Regions from separate parts of the Homo sapiens genome. Here all the other regions are linked to region 1. A link is a contact called in ENCODE Hi-C data. All regions are on one chromosome and are shown on one strand. The core of a region is the stretch at or near the end of the contact, and the rest is flanking DNA. Distances in the headings are between cores, read along the strand shown. Region 1 holds the start of LY75 (lymphocyte antigen 75). Region 2 holds the start of GCA (grancalcin). Region 3 overlaps LOC105373712 (a long non-coding RNA gene).

Region 1 (3,140 bases), core at 266-2,765:
TTAGGGAAATCCTGAAATTTGTGAAGGAGATAAAAACAGGACTGAAGCAGATGTCGATGGGAACCAAGAGGTTAGTGATTGAAAAGTTAGTGCATTTTCACTGTAGTTAGTTGCTGCAGTGAACTTTTCCACCTTGGATTGTGGGGCAGGCAGAATAAATTATCAAGGCAATAAAGGATCTTATTTTAAAGGATTCTTTTGGTAGTTCCTAGCACACAGGGTCAAAGGAGAATAGAGAAGTGTGACTCAGAGCAGGGTTCATTTCCAGGTCCTTGCTGTAGATAGGATGATGCCATTCACACTCTGAGAAATCTCTTCCCATCGCTCTCCGAAGGAAGTCTAAACCAGATGGTAACTTAGCTTAGCTGCAAAGAAAATAAGAGCCACCAACAATTTAATGTTTTTCAAACTGCCTGGACAATCTTTTCCTTCCTCATACAGGCACGATAACAGAAGTGGCCGGTGGAGGGTGGCCCATTGAGTGCCCATGATGCAGTCCAACCAAGAAACAAAGTTCTCTGCACACCCCTCGCCCAGGCAAAAAGAGAAAGTAAAAGCAACCGGTTGCTGCCAAGGGGTGTGGTGTGGTGGGGCTGGCACTACCCTGAACATCAATGAAGGCTGTCTGTTTCTGGTCCTGCTTCCGCAGTGAGAGGCAGCAGGTCCCCAAGCAGGCGACCTGCCCTTCACCGTGAGGCTGTCAGCCTTGGGGGAGCGGGGTCATTTGGAGCTGATAAACCAATGAGAAGAAAGGTTTGTTGCTCTAGGCGGTGGGTGAGGGCATCATAGCTGACTCTTGGTCTTGGTCACTTTCGGAGGAGATGGTTTATTTAACCTGACTTCCTTCCTGATGCGCACCGTAGGCGCAGTGAAATCCGGGAATCGTGGGGAATCCTTGGCGCTGTGGGTGGAGGCTCCTCTTGGCCCTGTGGCCAAGGTGACCAAGGGCCGAAGGAAAAGCGAGAACGGGAGGGACGGGACGCAAGAGGGCAGATGGGGAACCCCATACTCCAGCAACATTATATAAGAGAGGCGACGATGGAGCAGCGCACCCGGCCAAAAAAGCCTCCGTGCGCCTACTCTACGGTGCACCGCGTCCCCTCTGCACCAGAAGGGCCCTGTCCTCCCACATCCACCGCGCCCTCCTCCGGGCCCCCGAGGGCACTGGGGCGCTTCCTCTGCCAGACCTCCCCTGCGACTCACTCTTCCGGCTCCAGAGCCCCCCCGCCCCAACAGCAAAGCAGCCGTGACCTGCCCCAGGGGCGCAGCCCTGCCCCAGGCTGGAAGGCAGCAGAGCTGTGGCGTCGAGGCACCCAGCGGACTGCGGGGCTGGCGTGCCCGCGGTTACCTGCGCGGCCAGAGGGCTCCGCGAGATCGAAGAACCAGAAGAGCAGCATGAGGAGCCCCGCCGGGCGGCGAGGGGTCGCCCAGCCTGTCCTCATCCTGAGCTGGCGCAAGCCTTCCGGCCGGGTCCTCGGGCGCACGCGGCTCCCGCCCCGCCTGCTGAGCGCGGCCTGCCCCGCCCGCACCTCTGTCTAGGCCTCTGGGGGCGCCCCGGCCCCGCCCCCGCCGCCCTCGGCCAATCAGACGTGCGTCTCCTCGGCCCCGGGGCGGAGCGGGCCAGGTGTGGGAAATGAACAGGGCTGGGCGCTAGATACCTGCGTGGGGTAGGACCCGCGAGGAAGAGGTACGTGCGGATCGGTGGGAGAGCCAGGCACCAGACAGGCTCCTGCACTGGAGGGTTCGGTCCCCGCCTCTTCATCAGCCAAGCTGGGGAGATGCGGCCCTTACTGGGACTTGGCACCGCCCTGGTGGGTGGGTTCTATCAGTTTAGAACCTTGGCCTCTGCCTGGCGCACTGTGGTCAGGGACGACTTCTCCATTCCAGCCTGGACTGGAAAGGGACCCATGATCTCTTCTACCCCGGAGGAGGAAGTGAGCACCTGCCCTGTGGGTGGCTGCGGCCAAGCCTAAGAATTCAGTCGTCCTTGGCAACGTCTTGGGTATTTTGACAGTGCAAACAAAGGTGGAATAATGGTACACTGCAGTTCTACCCATAGTTGTTAAAGAATTAAAAGCAAGAATTACTAGAATGACCAAACGACACTTCCAAGGATGACTTATGCTTTATAAAAAGTTGACCTTTGCGAGTAAGCTCTTTGCTTAATAATTTAATGATAATAATAATTAGCTGGTAGAAATGTAGAAGTCTGCATGCAGAACCAGAAATTTCATGTCCCACTCACTCTCTTCCTGTGGACACTGCTATCATTATAAAGAGGCCAAATTCTTAATGACCTAAGTTGCTCAAATGTGAATGTTTTATACTTTTAAATCTCGTCTTTGCTGAGCACATAATGTGTACTTGAGGTGGCCTCCATCCTTGTTGCATGAGGATGCAAAGACCTAGGTTGCTCTTCCTGACTCCCACTGCCAAGGTTTCACAGTTGGCTCCCAAACCTGCTCTGTCCTCTCCCCAGGGTCTGGCCTTTCAGTTCCATAGATATAGTGAGCACCTGCCATCACAGGATCTGGGCACGCCATGGAACAGAAGGACAAAAAGACAACATCTCTGCCCTCCCCTGAATACTGGGGAGACTGAGGCACTGTGATGGATAATATTGTCAGCTCGATTGATATGAACGAATGCAAAGTATTGTTCCTGGGTGTGTCTGTGAGGGTGTTGCCAAGGAGATTAACAGTGGACTGGGAGAGGCGGACCAGCCCTCAGTCTGGGTGGGCACCATCTCATCAGCTGCCAGCATGGCTAGAATAAAAGCAGGCAGAAGTTGGAAGGACTTGACTGGCTGAGTCTCCTGGCCTTCACCTTTCTCCCGTGCTAGATGCTTCCTACCCTCGAACATCGGACTCCAGGTTCTTCAGCTTTTGGACTCTTAGACCTATAAAAGTGGTTTGTCAGGGGATCTCTGGCCTTCGGCCACAGACTGAAGGCTGCACTGTTGGCTTCCCTACTTCTGAGGTTTTGGAACTCGGACTGGCTTCTTTGTTCCTCAGCTTGCAGACAGCCTATTGTGGGACTTCACCTTGTGATCATATGAGTCAATACTCCTTAATAAACTCCCTTTCATATATACATGTATCCTATTAGTCCTGTCCCTCTAGAGAACCCTAATACAGGCA
Region 2 (3,342 bases), core at 442-2,941, 2.4 Mb after region 1:
CATAGATTCCCCTCGTTCTGAAGTCCCACAAGGCGAAGAGGAGCTGCCAGATGGGTGTTGTACATGCACTGTGTTTGTTATGCAACTGGAAGAACTCCAAGCTTAGGAAAGTCCTAAGAAGGCTGCTAGCAAACGTACCCAAACTTTGCCCTGGCAGGAAATACTATCTTTGCAATTAAATGTGCAGAAAGGCAAGAAACCCATGGGGCCTTAACTCCCAACTGCACAAATGCAGCTGCATCAATAAGGCTATTTTGATGAAAACAAGATGCACAAAAATTTTGACCACAGAATCAGACTAACATTGTAAATGTAAACACTCAATCCTTCCTAAGCAGTTCTTTGAATATGTAGTTAATCCGTTGGAATAAAATTTTGCAATGGTTTGTTCTTTCTAGCGCTTTATCATTTGATACCTTCATAAGCCATGCATTTTTCCCTTTTGCCACGTAGGTTTTACCCTTCCCCTCTATTTATTTATGCCAATAATTTAACCTTAGTGGCTTAAGTATTTCTTACAGCATTGAAGGAACTTACAGACACTTTCCCAAGAGTAGCTAGGACATCGGCAATCTTCCTTTCTCTCTGCTGTTTCCTCTGAGAATTGTTTCACAAGGTCCAACATCCTCTTCTGTAGCATAGCTGAACAACAGATACTCAGCTCTGCAAGGCTGATTTCCTTTGTGAATAGTTAACATTTTTTTGATAGCCTTATTTTTAAGAAACATGTTAGCCCTTCTCTTGTTCTTCAGAGATAACTCAAAATAATATCATTTGGTTTTTTCATTTGTTCATAAGCCAAAGCTACAGCTGCCTTGTCCTTTTAAAGTCAGAGCTACAAAATTCATTTGAGTTCCAGAGATAAATCAGACTTGTCCATTGCTATTACTTAATAAGCCAAAGTAATTGAACATTTAACAAGAGTTTGCCCAAAGGCTGAGTCAGATTATATACAGGACACCGTCTATATTATCAGTGTATAAACAGCAAATAAGTTTTTAGTGTATGTTCACGTCCTGTGCAATATTTGGGACATACTTACACTAAAAAAGTTTATTTGGAAATCAACTTTAACTAGATATCCTGTTTATTTGCCAACATGCCACAATTCAGGTCACCATTTATCTACCAAACAGAATCAATAACCTGTTCGTCCAATGTGGCCTCAAGTGGGTTTTGGCGCAGAAGCACTCCTCCTGGACCACAGGTGTGGTCCTGGTTGCAAAGTTTTGATGTGACATCAACACTACACAAAAGTAAATGTAACTGCAAAATTTTGAAATTCACAGATGGGTCTTTGAAGTCCAGCTCAAAAGCGTGGAGGGCTGGTTAAAATAAGTCACAGACTTGCCGGTTTGGGGTTTCTAGAAAGAAAAGTAACTTGAGGAGTTGAAGGCTTGTAGAAGACCTTTCCACAGAGAGTGGGAATTCCGTTGCAGCAGCCAAGGCTTCTTCGGGATTTAGAAGGAGAGCGCGCGAGAACCTGAGGGAGCCAGTAAGAGTCGAGCAGGGACTGGAGGGCTCCCGATGGGGTGTAGCCAATCAGGGCAGAGATGGGTGGGGCTAGGCTGCGGGAAGGGGCGGACTGCAGCTGAGTTGGCTCCAAAGTGTGGGACTCAGCCAATCGGAACCGTGCAGGGCGGGGCTGGCCTGCGGAAGGGGGCGGGTTCGGAGGAGTGAACTGTGCGGTTAGTGCGCCTTTCAGCCTCACCTGCAGCTGCGCCTCCTTGCACCTGCGCCTGTGCTTTTTCTCCCAGCACTGCGGACGCGACTCGAGGGTGACGCTCGCTCCGCTCGTCCCGCTCGTCATGGCCTACCCGGGATACGGAGGAGGGGTGAGTCCCAGCCGCTTGGTCGTGTCCCTCTTCCTCGCGGGGTGTGGCGCCCCCGGGGGCGGTGCCAACGTGCGGGTCCGCCCTTGGCTCCTGCTCCCTGCGTCCGCGCCTGGTACTCGGCGGCGCCGGATTCCGGGGCTGTTGGGGGCCAGGGCCTGGGCGAGCATTGATCCTGGGCTGACTTGGAGCCGCAGGTTTTCTGGTCGTTGAGGACCCTCGAGGAGCGTCCTGGTGGAGCCGAGGGAGTAATGTGTGTTTGGAAATTTATTTCCTGGAATGGAGGAACAAGCCACCCTCTTCTTGTTCCAGTAATCGTTTGTGGTACTTCCCTCCCCCGCCCCCCACTCAGTGTTGCTAGAGATCCTCTTTTTGAATTTCCTGACCACTTCTTGTTCTTTAAGTTCCTTATGAATAAATTAAGGTGTACGGTAAATAACTCCTAATCTTTACTGTTATACGAAGGGCAATCTGTTCTAGACTCCCCCGCTCGCCCCCAGGCGGGGGGAAGTTACTCTTTGTTATAACTTTTATCCTGCATCACCTTTGGGAGTTGCAAGTTATAATCGTAGAGTCCTGGTGGCTAGCCCCTTCTTTTCAGAAAGGAGCCCAAACCTTTAGTATCGATGTCAGTGATCTACACGCTGTGTTAACAGAGTTAACAGTAGTTTGATCCATTGCGGTGTGGGTAGAATATAATATATTTTCTATTTGTTTTTTACCTAAAAAGAGAAATTGTGTTTTACTGATTTTAATATAGGACTTGACTTTGGGCTATGGTTGTGGTCTTCAAAAGAGTTACTCCTACCCCTTGGAGTTCATGGTGGTGGTGGTGGTGGTGGTGGTGGTGGTGGTGGTGGTGGTTGTGGTTGTGGTTGTTGTTGTTGTTTTAGGATATGAATTTCCAGGTCCTCAACTTCCACACATACTTGTTCCTAAAATTGATTTGCTTTCCTTAAGACTTGCCTCAATCCCCTCTGGCACCGTCCACTTTGTAATGCCTATGCCTCCTCAGTCCTTAAATTTAGGAAGGAAGTTTAAGGTACCTAAGGAAAGTAAAGCCCCTTCGAAGATTAATCAAGATAGCATAAACCTGTGGGTCTTTAAAAACGTCCCTAGCGTATACGTATTTTCATTTGGTTGAAGCTATCTGTTAGAAGTTTGTATATTTACTCCTCTTGGTATGCTCTGAATTCATATATGTATGGTAGAGTGAGGTGGCAAGAGTAATACATTTTCATTCAAATAATTTGGTGCTTCCTTACCCACTTTTGTCAGAGTGCTTGAATTTGATGGAGAGTTCCACGACACAATAAAGAGAACGTCTGTATGTGTTTTGAATATTTAAATCCCCTTTTCCATGAATTTAAAATAAACAACTCTTTTCAGCTGTTGTCATGCTCATTATTAATCGCCGGAAAGAGAAGTACCCTCAATAGCTGAAGCAATATATAGATTAGAGGCACTGATTTTAAAAAATGTAATTGAAATATTTTAAGATACATTGGAT
Region 3 (3,513 bases), core at 732-3,231, 2.4 Mb before region 1:
GAGGTGGGCCTTTAAGGATCTGTTCAAAGGAATGGTTTAGAATAGTCTAAGCTATAAAAATAATCATAAACTATATTAAAAGGAAAATGGAGTTAGTCAATGCTATGGATACCCACTTGAGTGAAGAAAATAGTGTAGGTAGCATGGCAGACATCTCCTATAAGTAGCCGGAAATATTTAGCTAACAATATTGGCCTTGGCCCTCTGATAATTGTTTTTCAAATATACTTAAATATGAGCAGAAGAAGGTCTTCTTCAATAGTGTCTCTGATTCTAAGCCCTTGTAAACACATTATTACCTATTGTTTACTCTAACACTATTGGAGCCAAACTCGGAAGGAGAGTAGAACCCTTGGAGCTTGAATGGCCAAATGAAGACCCCCATGAGGGAAGACCTACAAGGGAATGCATGTGTGTGATGCTGGGAATTGATGTATTGCCAGGGGCCAGGTTGGGCTGATTCCAGGCTATCAGTTAAAGTGATGTGATGCCAGGAGAGAACAAGTGTATCAATATCCAGGGAATGGAGGAGGCTGAGAGCTGACTTGGAAACTGAGTGTGACAGTAAGAAGGACATTACAGAAGAGAATACAGAGGAATAAGAAAGACAAAATAAGACATAACCGGATGAGTTCCAAAACAAATCCATGAGTATGACCTTCCACCCTGTCTCCACATCTCTCATATGCACAGCCTACTTTGCTATGCTTGCTCAGATGTGTTCTTCAACAGCAGACCTCAGCTGGTGTTACAGGCCTAGTTTCAACGTCAGAGGGCCAACATCAATGATACCAGTTGTTCAGGCCCTGCTCTGATGGGCGTCTGATGGGAACCCAGCCACCATACTCTGAGAAAGCCAAGCAGCTCCATGGAAAGACCACGTGAAGGTGTTCTAGCCGCAGGGTCACCTGTGGACTTAACTGAAAGCCAGCATCAAACACCACACATGTGAGCAACTGAGCCTTCATATGATTCCAGCCCTTAATCCCTGCACCACCCCAGCTGATCTTGAGTGTAGCAAAGATGAGGTTTTCCAGCAAAGACCTGTTCAAACTGCAGGTCTGTGGGCAAAATAAATGTTAATTTCAGCCACTAAGTGTTGGGATCATTTGTTACTTAACAGCAGATAACCAGAATGGTACACATAGTATGACTTCAGAATTTACAGTGAATTCAGGGAGACAAGCATGTTCACAGATGCGTCAACCATGTCAAGGTACGACACATGTACCTTAATTGATCCATACATAAAAATGAATGTGTATGCATATGCATATCTAGTTTAGGCATAGAAAATTTCTAATACATAAAATTAAAAATAGTTACCTCTGTGGAGTAGTCCTGGGTTGTTAGGGAAGGAAGACTTCTTTTTATTTGTCTCTTTGTATGTTCTAATCCTGGTTTTATACACGTACTTACTTCATAACTTCAAAAACAGTTTAAAGTTTCAAAATAATGGTAAAATAAGAGAAAAAAGGCTAAACAAGTCCTATAGGCACCCCATGAGTACTACACGTTAGATACCCCTTGAGAACAGTAGGCAACCAAGTTGTTGGGAAAAGCTGCATTTTATCTCTGTGTCTCAGTTTCACATCTATGTAAAAAACAGTGCCAACCTCATAGGATTTTTGTGGAAATTAAAGTTCTGTAGGACTACCTGACACAATAGTAAGCACTCAATAAAAATTAATAAAAATATCTAAGAAACCTGGAGCTGCTGAGCACTGGCATGGCATATGAACACAGGGCCCCAAGTGGCAAAATTTGACTGTTACTTTAAGGAGAAATACCTTTTGTTCTCCTTATATCAAAGAATAAAAAGGAGCCAGCATTTTAGATACAATGGCAAGGGAAGGTGTAATTTGGCTCTGTAACAATGTGATAACTTCTGCAAATGCCACATTGACTTACATTTTCCAAAACACAAAAGACCATGAAATTAAAACCTCCATCCCACTTCCCCATTCTGCTTCTCCTTCTTCAGGGTGTTCACTGGGCGTGACAAGTTGTCTGTGTATTACAGATGACTGTCATCCATAGGTGGCCGAGGAAATTGTGTTTACGATAGTTTGACATCTAATGTTTAGCTTCTCCCTGTATTTTAAGAAACTAGACATTATCTCAATTATGTAAAAGAATTACCAATTTTTTCACTTGTTTTCCTGTGTAGGTTTCGCATTCAAGTTATTTAGGGTGGGCTAAGTCACTTAAAAGATCGAGTGGGGTGATTCAGCCTTCTTCTCCCCCAAAGTGTTCCATGTTCTAAAAAGTTTGCAAAAACATGATCTAGTTCTAGAAGTATGAAGGGTTGGAGTAGTCTAAGGGATAGGGAGAAGTTGAAATTGCCCATGAGATTACGTGACAGAAGACCATAACCGTAAGTATTTTCATAATTGACAAGGAGTTATTTTAAGTTTTTTAGATTTCAGGGTAATGGTGTCATCATTCTGCTTGCAAAGTCAAATGAGTAATGATCAGTTCCTCTCTGATTCAGGGACTTCTGTTGCTGCTTCCTGTTTGGTTTAACTCACCCAAGTATCTTAGAAACATGAAATATTGTTTCAGCTTGGTAAGGATGTCTGGGCTTGATTTTTTTTTTTCTTACGAACCAGGTGTTTTACCCCATGCAAATTTCTGGCATTTCAGGAAAAAATTTTTGTTTTCTTTTCTTCAACTTGAGGATGATTTCACCTACTCAAAATATAAGAAAACTCTTTACCTCCACAATTTTTTAGAAGGAAAAACCTTCCAAAAAATAGAGAAATGCTGTGTGGTCAGGAATACTTTGTTGAATTTTATTAATTTAGCCACTTTAAATCCCTTTTGGCATAAACTCAGTGAGATTAAATAAACCAAGAGAGTGACTAAATAACAAAACCTCTCTGATTCCATCACTGTGCAGTGAATATGAACAAATGTGTATGTGAATTTTAATGAATATGAAGAGTGGGCTATACAAATTACATACTTGAAGTTCTTAGTGATACGTTAAATTGAATTGTATAAGGGCATGAAGAGTTCCTAATTAACTCTATATGAAGTTCTTGAAAGAGGAAAAAAATCACCTACAAGAATTCTGTGACAACCGTTATCCAGGACTTTTAAACGCTGGTTTAAATCACCAGCAAACAAGCTGTACATAGGATTTACATAGTCAACTCATGTTGATAAAACATAGTCAGCTCCAGGTCTTCCAGACCATTTCCCCCTCATTTTGGAAAAGGAAACCATCTTCAGATAACAAGCCAAGGACTCTTGTTGATATCTTGTAAGCACCCTTTTATCACAAGTAATTAGCACACAGACTGCTTCAACAGAAAAGGCACTGAGGTTCACATTACTTCAAAACAACAAGAAATACAGCCCCATTAGCCCATAGTCTGGGGCTAACCACAGCTTCTATTCTTAGCCTCCCAGGGTCCATCTCTTACTCCACCACTGAAACCATCTCTTCAATGCTCTGATGAGAAACAACAGGACACCTACTCTAACTTCATTCCCTCTAGGTAAGGA

Evidence for each region. Hi-C counts contacts between places; a loop is a spot of excess contacts on that map. Pooled maps may share reads with other maps.
Region 2: a loop to region 1 is called in a map of CD4-positive, alpha-beta T cell, with 4 times the contacts of the local background. The contact joins the promoter of GCA here to the promoter of LY75 in region 1. A Hi-C loop is called at or near these places in 3 of 168 maps with a recorded cell type or tissue (CD4-positive, alpha-beta T cell, CD8-positive, alpha-beta T cell and naive thymus-derived CD4-positive, alpha-beta T cell) and 8 of 50 pooled maps.
Region 3: a loop to region 1 is called in a pooled map, with 6 times the contacts of the local background. The contact joins the enhancer-like site here to the promoter of LY75 in region 1. A Hi-C loop is called at or near these places in 5 of 37 single-sample maps with no recorded cell type and 8 of 50 pooled maps.

The regions. Positions count from the first base shown.
Region 1 is chr2:159,903,241-159,906,380 of GRCh38, forward strand. It overlaps LY75 (lymphocyte antigen 75), which reads right to left and starts at 1,516. Exons shown (of 35, transcript NM_002349.4): 1 at 1,349-1,516. The coding sequence starts at 1,442. LY75-CD302 (LY75-CD302 readthrough) reads right to left here and starts at 1,516. Exons shown (of 38, transcript NM_001198760.1): 1 at 1,349-1,516. The coding sequence starts at 1,442. RefSeq lists enhancers at 428-477, 528-577, 798-847, 988-1,067 and silencers at 1,248-1,707, 1,477-1,718.
Region 2 is chr2:162,342,441-162,345,782 of GRCh38, forward strand. It overlaps GCA (grancalcin), which reads left to right and starts at 1,692. Exons shown (of 8, transcript NM_012198.5): 1 at 1,692-1,835. The coding sequence starts at 1,809. RefSeq lists enhancers at 1,249-1,478, 1,331-1,500 and silencers at 1,529-1,678, 1,919-1,998.
Region 3 is chr2:157,467,095-157,470,607 of GRCh38, forward strand. All of the region lies in intron 3 of LOC105373712 (a long non-coding RNA gene), which reads right to left. Among named protein-coding and RNA genes, the nearest start is that of CYTIP, 25 kb to the left of the region's middle. RefSeq lists an enhancer at 2,047-2,266. Within about 2 kb of position 1,982, at least 8 of the 41 ENCODE cell types and tissues checked have a DNase peak (open chromatin) inside an H3K27ac peak, as active enhancers do.